Linked DNA regions of Homo sapiens: region 1 is linked to region 2. A link is an interaction called in ENCODE POLR2A ChIA-PET data of the cell type or tissue named here. Cell type or tissue: PC-3. All regions are shown on one strand. Region 1 overlaps CCDC38 (coiled-coil domain containing 38). Region 2 overlaps NTN4 (netrin 4).

The links. ChIA-PET counts read pairs that join two places held together with the same protein. Peaks named below come from ENCODE experiments on the same cell type or tissue, not always from the same donor. Only the 100,000 strongest peaks of a DNase experiment are listed, where the experiment ranks them.
Region 1: POLR2A ChIA-PET joins it to region 2 with 5 read pairs; 2 of 35 experiments call an interaction of 5 or more read pairs at or near these places.

Annotation. Positions count from the first base shown.
Region 1 is chr12:95,873,201-95,877,200 of GRCh38, forward strand. The region is part of intron 13 of CCDC38 (coiled-coil domain containing 38); the gene reads right to left. Among named protein-coding and RNA genes, the nearest start is that of SNRPF, 16 kb to the left of the region's middle. In PC-3, no CTCF peak of the experiment used is centred here; no DNase peak of the experiment used is centred here.
Region 2 is chr12:95,706,768-95,710,767 of GRCh38, forward strand. It overlaps NTN4 (netrin 4), which reads right to left. Exons shown (of 10, transcript NM_021229.4): 5 at 3,674-3,862. Among named protein-coding and RNA genes, the nearest start is that of NTN4, 82 kb to the right of the region's middle. In PC-3, no CTCF peak of the experiment used is centred here; no DNase peak of the experiment used is centred here; H3K27ac peaks cover 1,339 bases.

The DNA of each region.
Region 1 (4,000 bases), 170 kb after region 2:
CATCCTATGTAATAGTTCTCTGCCTTATCCTTATAGTCCAGGAGAGCAGGAGCTACATCTTATGCTTAAACTTACAACTAAAACAGTGCTTTGCACATAACTACGCACTGAATAAATGTTTGCTGAATAAATGACTAAATGCATTCTCAGAAAAAAAAGTTGCAAGCAAACAGGTACCCAGGCTGGCCTACCAAAGCCTTTTTAGAAGTATCATTTTCACTGTTTTCGTTGGGAAGCCATTGCAGTATTCTAGTCTAAACAAAAGCTTAGGCCAAACCTTGCTGATCCCTGTACCTCGACACTGTGCCGTTTAACTGTTGGTGGAGATTCTTGAGGTGGTAGGTAACTTGTCTCAGGACCGTAAGAAAATTGTCATCCTCTGTCTCCATTGTGAACCCGGTGTTTGCAATTAAGAAGAGCTCAACAAACTGCTGGGCAATGTGAATCACTCTTCAGGTAGCATTCTGCCCCATTTCCTGCTTCCACTCAAGAAGATGAGAATCACCATAAAGCCAGCGACAAATAACACTCAAGAGAGAGGTGGCTCCTGGAGCCATGGGAAGCCCCTCCTGGAACCACAAACACCTTACAGAGCCACCAACACAATTACAAGCCAAGATCTGATACCAAGAGTACTTCCAACAGCTTTTCTCTTCCACCTCCTAGCTTAAAAAGCTTTCTGATGGTCCTGTTTAGCATAAAGCTCCTTTTTACCTTCATAAGGTAACACTTATTATATTTCCTATTTACATGAATGACATGATCCTTTTAGAAAACTTGGAGAAATACATAATAATATAAAAGAAAACAGCAAAAGTCCTATATTGGCCATAAATTTCCCTTTTCCCCTCTCTCTAAAATAACACTTACTGTGTTTCCTATTTATGTAACAACACATTCTTTTTCTAAACCTTGGAGACACAGAAAAATATAAAAGAAAATAAAAGTAACCCATCGGATTGAAATATTGTAAATTGCATATGAAAACAACACTGCTGCAATGTGAGTCACTAAATAAAGCACAGAAAAATACTTTAAAAATATATTCACCACAGGTTTTGAGGAAAAACAACTTTAAGATGAGAGTGGTTGCTAGTTGATGGAAATTTCTGAAGGAGACCTCTTGAACACTTAGATGGCTTTAGAGATGGATGAGCAGGGCAGTGGCTTTTTACGATGTCTTTTCTACACCACCACCCCCTCCCCCTTTTTTTCTTAAATTCCCTCTTCTGAGAGGAGAGAAAATGGCGAGAAGAGATATTTTCTTAATATAACAAGGTAAGAACAAGAGATAGAGAAGAATGAGATGAATGAAGGTAATTCACATATGAAAAAGGGATTGAGAGCCTGGCCTGACAAAGCAAAAAGTCAAAAGGGAGCACAAGGCACAGGCCAATTGATGACAGGGAAGGGAAGTTTCAGCCCCATCCCTGGAACTGCCCCCAGATGGCAGGCCCAGCCCACAGTACCTCGGAGGAGGAGCTGCCAAGGGAGTCTGCCCAGGTGAATGGGACAGGAATTATGGAAGACTGATCAGAGAACTTCAGGTGCCTTTCAACAGTGAACGGGAAGTGATATGACCAGAGCAGTGTTTTAGGAGGAATCATTGTATCAAAACGGGAGAGGGGAAAGGTTGCCGGGGTGGATATCTAGATGTCATTGAAAGTCTTTTCAAACTCAAGGGTTCTGTCATTCTAATCCATGTGACATTCTGCTGTGTGTTGACTGTACACAGTTCTCTCAATTGCAGCTGATCTTCTCCTTGTGCAAAGAAAACAATAAAACCAGAGATAAACACATTCCTCACATTGAACAGTGGAGCAGTTTATGTTCCATTTCATGTTCAATGAAGAAGTAACAACTGCTACACTAAACAACATGGATGAGTCTCACAAACACAGTATTGAGGGAAAGAAGCCAGACATGTTACATGATTCCATTCCAACAGAGTTCGAAAACAGGAAAGCTGATTGATGGCATGAGACGTCAGGACAGTGGGAAAGAGGGCTGGTAAAGCCTGGAAGCAGGTGTGAGGGAGGTTTGCAGGGGCTGATAATGGTGTATTCCCTGATCTGGGGGGTAGCACACGGGTGTGTTTGCTTTGAGAAAATTTCTTGAGAGGTACACTTGTGATTTGTGCACTTCTCAACATTACATTATACTTGAACTTAAAATGTTATTTTAAAAGTGAAATACTGGATCAAGGGCAAAATTTTTAGGGGATTAAGTATCATTAAGAGTGGAAGTTTTGAAAGACTAAAATTCATTTCATACTGATAGCTCCAGAGTAACATAATTTATGAATATCACAATCAAATATGTCAATTATACCTCAATAACGCTGGAAAAGAATCTTTTAAAAAATGAGCTGCAGCTAAATTTACTCAAAGGATTATGTTTTGTATATTCTGAGAGCTGAAAAAATGGAGGTAGAGAAGGAAAAAATCCTAAGAATACGTTTCCCTCCCAATTTTCCTGCTTCACCTCCCCTTCCCCACCCCACATTTCACATCTCTAGAAGACACTATGGATTATTAGTCCCATTTCCGCAGAGTGCAATACATGAATGCCAAATTTACACTTGTGATCAAAATTTCATGGATAGCCATTTAAAAAGGAATTTTACGTCAATTCTACTTTCTTTCTTTAGGTATCTGGTTGCCTCAATGTTAAAGAGTATCAAAAATGCCGCTTTTATTTTTTAATAGTTGCCCCAAACTTGGATGAAAGGGGCTTGGTTGGGATGGGGCAGGGAGGAGGGGAGATATCACAGATATTTATCAGACATTTTGCATGTCAATTGGTTTCAGAATTATTTTAAACAGTTGAAGTGTGGAAACCACTCAAGTGTCCATCAACAGATGAATGAATAAACAATATATGGTATAAACATACAATGGAATATTATCTAGCTGTAAAAATAATGCAGTCCTGATACAAGCTGCAACATGGATGAACTTTGAAAACATTATGCTAAATGAAATAAGCCAGACACAAAAGGACCAATATTGTATGATTCTTCTTTTGTGACGTACCTAGAATAGTCAAATTCAGAGAGACGAAGTAAAATGGTGGTTGCCAAGGGCTAGGAGAGGGAGGGATGGAAAGTTATTGTTTAATGGGTATAGAATTTCAGCTTTGCAAGATGAAGAGTTTTGGAGATTGCAAAACAACATGAATGTACTTAACACTACTGACCCGTACATTTAAAAATGGTTAAGATGTTACATTTTTATGTTGAAAAGATGATGAAAAAGTTGTGGAAATAGTGGTGATGGTTCCACAACATTGAGAATGTACTTAATGCCATTGAATGACACGCTTAAAATAGCTAACAGGTAAATTTGGTTATGTATATTGTACCACAGTTTTAAAAAAAATGGTTAGAAAAAAACAGCACTGAATTGAAAGGTGGCTATCATCACACCTCTTGGCCCCGGCAATGCACAACCCCATCCCCTACTAACTCAGGGCACTATAACTCCCTAGGAAATGTGTGTGTGTCTGGAGGAGCCATAACCAGCTTGTGCTTTTTGTAACCCTGTTCACCTGTGGGTAGGGGAGGACAGTCTTCTTCTGATGCAGTTCTCCCAGTTCTACTTCTGTTTGAAAATCAAGTTCATATCCATAAATGTGATGTTGTGGCAGGCCAGGTCTCACTAACGCAAGCCTCCTTAACAACTGTTTTCAGTACTGACTGAGTGGTTAAGTTAAATATTAAAAGCCAGTGCCCTTATACAAAGGCTGGAATGTAACAAAAGCCCACCAAGAGTTTTGCCTAGACCTTTCCAGGGTCTTAAAGAATGACAAAATAATGAAGGAATTCTCAACAGGACTCAGTTAAGATTAAACAAGTTTTATTGGGGATGAAGAAACTCTCCAGGCCTCCACAGACAAGTTTATTGGGGATCTGAAGGAACTACCCAAACCTCCCTGATTTAGCAGGAGACAAGATAAGGGTAATCACCCCAACATCTGGACCCATTTAGATTAAGTAAAT
Region 2 (4,000 bases):
AGCAAAATGTTAGAAACTGGCTTTGTTAACCAATGTAAAATTTGGGGGGGCGGGGCATGCTTTATTGAGATCAGTGTTTCTCAAACTTTACTGTGCATCAGAATCACCTGGAGGGCTTGTGAAAACTCGGATTGCTGGGCCCCATCTGCAGAATTTCTGATTCAGTTGATCTGTCTCAGGGTCCGAGAATTTACAAGTCTAACAGATTTCCCAGGTGATGCTGATGGTGCTGGTCCAAGAGCCACACTTTGAGAATCACTAGTTTGCTTGCTAACTTCAACTAAAGCTGAATGCTGAAAGTGCAAGTTCAATATGAATTGAGCTGCCTTTGTGTAACACAAGAACAGTCTTTTGAAAACTAAGTCAGACCATGCCACTTCTCTGCTGAAAACCCTTGCAGTGGCTCATCATTTTACTCCAAGTAAAAGCTGGTGAGCTTACAGTGGCTCATCAGTACATATTAGATTTTCTCCCCTCCCCAGTCACCTCTCTAGTCTCATCTCCTGACACCCCCAACTCTCATTCTGATGCAGCCACGCTAACCCCCATGTTATTTCCTTTGTCACATCAGGCACCTTCCTGTCTTAAGACGTTCACTTTAGGTATTCCCTCTCCTTAGAATGTTCTTTCCCCAGTTAACTCTTTGGTGAACTTCTTCACTGTCTTCAAATCTTAGCTGAAATCTCACCTTCCCAGTGCTGGGGACTACCCTCATCATCCTGTCCCTTACTGTACCCTGCCACTCCTCTTCCCACCCCAAGCCCTTGGTTCCCTGGATCCCTTCCCTCTTGTTTTATTTTTTTCTTCTTTGATGACACTAGCCCTTATGAACTTCTCACATACTGTATATTTCACTTATTAGTTATATTTATTGTCTGTCTCCTCTATCAGAATATAAGCTCCTTGAGGGCAAGGATCTTTGTCTTATTCTCTGATGCATCTTAAGCACCTGGCACATAGTAGGCGCTCAATAAAAGTAACTGGATGAATGAATACATGAACACATTAGGTATACTGTACAGCATACTGTTCAAGGAAATGCTATATAACTGTATCTTTTTGAAAATGTTACCTGTTGCCCTACAAGATAACTTATCCAAGTTAGTGACAAATTATTTTTCTTTTCTCTTTTATCTGCTTAGTAGTTCAGACATTCTCATTTTTAGACATTTCTACTAGTGGTCTGAGGCTATGGGATACACACGTATATATATCTATTCATTTAAACATATTCTGTACAAAATGGTGTCAGGACTATGTTCTAAGACACCATTATTATAAGCAGAGACCATTTTGTTAGCACATGGAGATTAGGATCTATATTTTAGACCCTAAGGAGCTGCAGATTTTAAGGAAGTAATTATCTTTAAATAAGGTATTTTTGATCAATAAAGAGTAGAAACGCTATAGTATTATTTTCCACTTTCTGGCTTATAGGACATGACAGTTATTATAATACTAGTTTTCATTTTTATTTCTTTATTGTTATTTTATTTATTTATTTATTTATTTATTTATTTATTTATTTATTTATTTTTGAGACAGAGTCTTGCTCTGTCGCCCAGGCTGGAGTGCAGTGGCATGATCTCGGCTCACTGCAAGCTCCGCATCCCGGGTTCACGCCATTCTCCTGCCTCAGCCTCCCGAGTAGCTGGAACTACAGGCGCCCGCCACCACGCCCGGCTAATTTTTTGTATTTTTAGTAGAGATGGGGTTTCACCGTGTTAGCCAGGATGGTCTCGGTCTCCCAAAGTGCTGTAATTACAGGCCTGAGCCACTGCGCCCAGCCTCTTTATTGTTATTTTTAAATATAATATTAAAAATAGAGACAGGGTCTTCTTCTGTTGCCCAGGCTGGTCTCAAACTCCTCGGCTCAAGTGATCCTCCCACCTCAGCCTCCCAGAGTGCTGGGATTACAGATGCGAGCCACCCCACCTGGCGTAGTTTTCGTTTCTTGAGGGCTTATTCTATGACAGGCAATGTGCCATCTCTTTTATCTTATATACACACTTTGTCTTATATAGTTCTCATTACACTACAGGCAGGAATTTTACATATGAAGAAACTGAAGTCTGAAGAGCTTCAATAGCTGGCATAACATCACACAGCTGGCAATTGGCAGTGAAGGCATTGAATCTACATCTGTTTGAAACCTATTAAATATTACAAAGTCTGAGTACAAACAAGGAGCAGGAGTAAAACAGGATGCTGGGAGAAATATTATGACACAGATCCAGATTTGGGGCTTGGTGTGGAAAGTGAGCAGTACTATATTTTATCTGCCATTATTTAAGAGAAAAAGCTTTTAACAAGCAAGCCTGTTCAAATTGCACATTGATATCTTCTCCCTGATGTTAAAAAAATATTTTTAAAGAGCAATATAGTTTTTCCTTTAAAAAACTCGCAAATAACCCCAAGGTTTTAAATGCTTATTTCCCATTGTAGTGCTTTCTTCCTGTCACTGTTTTTGAGCTAGAACATGGAGTCCTTGGTAGGGAAAGGAAGGGCATGATCATCAATCTCCATTAATAGTCTTGAGTGGCTTCTGTTATCTGATGATTTCTGAGCTGAGAGAGGGTAAATACTGATGTGGTTAGATGAGCTATTCATCCACAGTTGACATTTACATAAGCCCTGCATGCACCCTTTACATTCACATAATTCAGATAATGTCCTATGAATCGGATAGATCTTTTCAAATTCTATTCTTTTTTCAAATAAACCTCTTTTTCTTTTCTTTCCTTTCCTTCCTTTCTCTCTCTCTCTCTCTCTCTTTTTTTTTTTTTGGAAAGGTTTGGCTCTATTGCTCAGGCTGGAGTGCAGTGGCACTATCCCAGCTCATTGCAACCTCTGCCTGCTGGATTCAAGCCATCCTCCCACCTCAGCCTCCCAAATAGCTGAAACTACAGGCCTACAGCACCATACCCAGCTATTTTTGTAGTTTTTGTAGAGACAGGGTTTTGCCATGTTGCCCAGGCTGGTCTCGAACTTGTAAGCTCAAACGATCCGCCTGCCTTGGCCTCCCAAAGTGCTGGGATTACAGACATAAGGCACCATGCCTGGCCTCCAAATAAACCTCTTCTCAGAGTTATGTCAATAAAAAAGCAGAACCCATGCTATAAGAGTTTAGTATTTTGGGGGAGAGCATAAAATTAATATGATTTCCTAAATTAGTTATGATAGTGAGGATACATTAGAGCAGTGTCAATCAAAATGGATTTATAAGGAAACCAAAACTAGTCTTTTTTCATGTTTAAGTTCACTGTTAAGGTAAAAGAATAATCCAAGTGCAGTAACTATCCTTTATTTCATCAGCTTGAGTCCATTTATTGTCTACCTTCTACTCACAAGTAGTCTTAAGATCTTAAATAGCTCTCCCTCTTCATCACTCTTTTTTCTATTAGTCATCCTGTTTACCAAAATGCAGTGCTATAGGAAATAATTTTACTTTATGGAGAATGAGAAAGGAAATTACTTTGATGAATATTATACTGTTTTCACCCAACTGGTTGAAAATTCTTGCCTCTTATCAATGAAGAAATTAACCGATATCTGTGAGTGTGTTATCTCAGAACCTCAATGACCTCCTTCTTTTGGGTTAGCAGAATGAGGGATAAAGAGATTCATCTCTTGTACAAATCAGCCTATTTTCTGGAAACCACAGGTTACTTACGTTTGCAAGCATCTGGAGCTGAGAAGGGTCTCCGCAGGTCACGATAGAAGCCTGGCTTGCACCTCTGGCAATACTGTCCTTCTGTGTTGTGCTGACAGTCATCACAGACACCACCACTACGATTCCCTGATGCCTCCCACACATTAACGTCGAAGTGACAGGTATCAGCATGCCCATTACACTTGCAGGCTGGAAATAAGAAGCGTGGAGAGAAACACTAATAAGTAAAAATAAAATGATGGGTTATCTCATATTCAGATAGGTAAAAATAGGATGAGTTGGCCAGGCGTGGTAGCTCACACCTGTAATCCCAGCACTTGTGGGAGG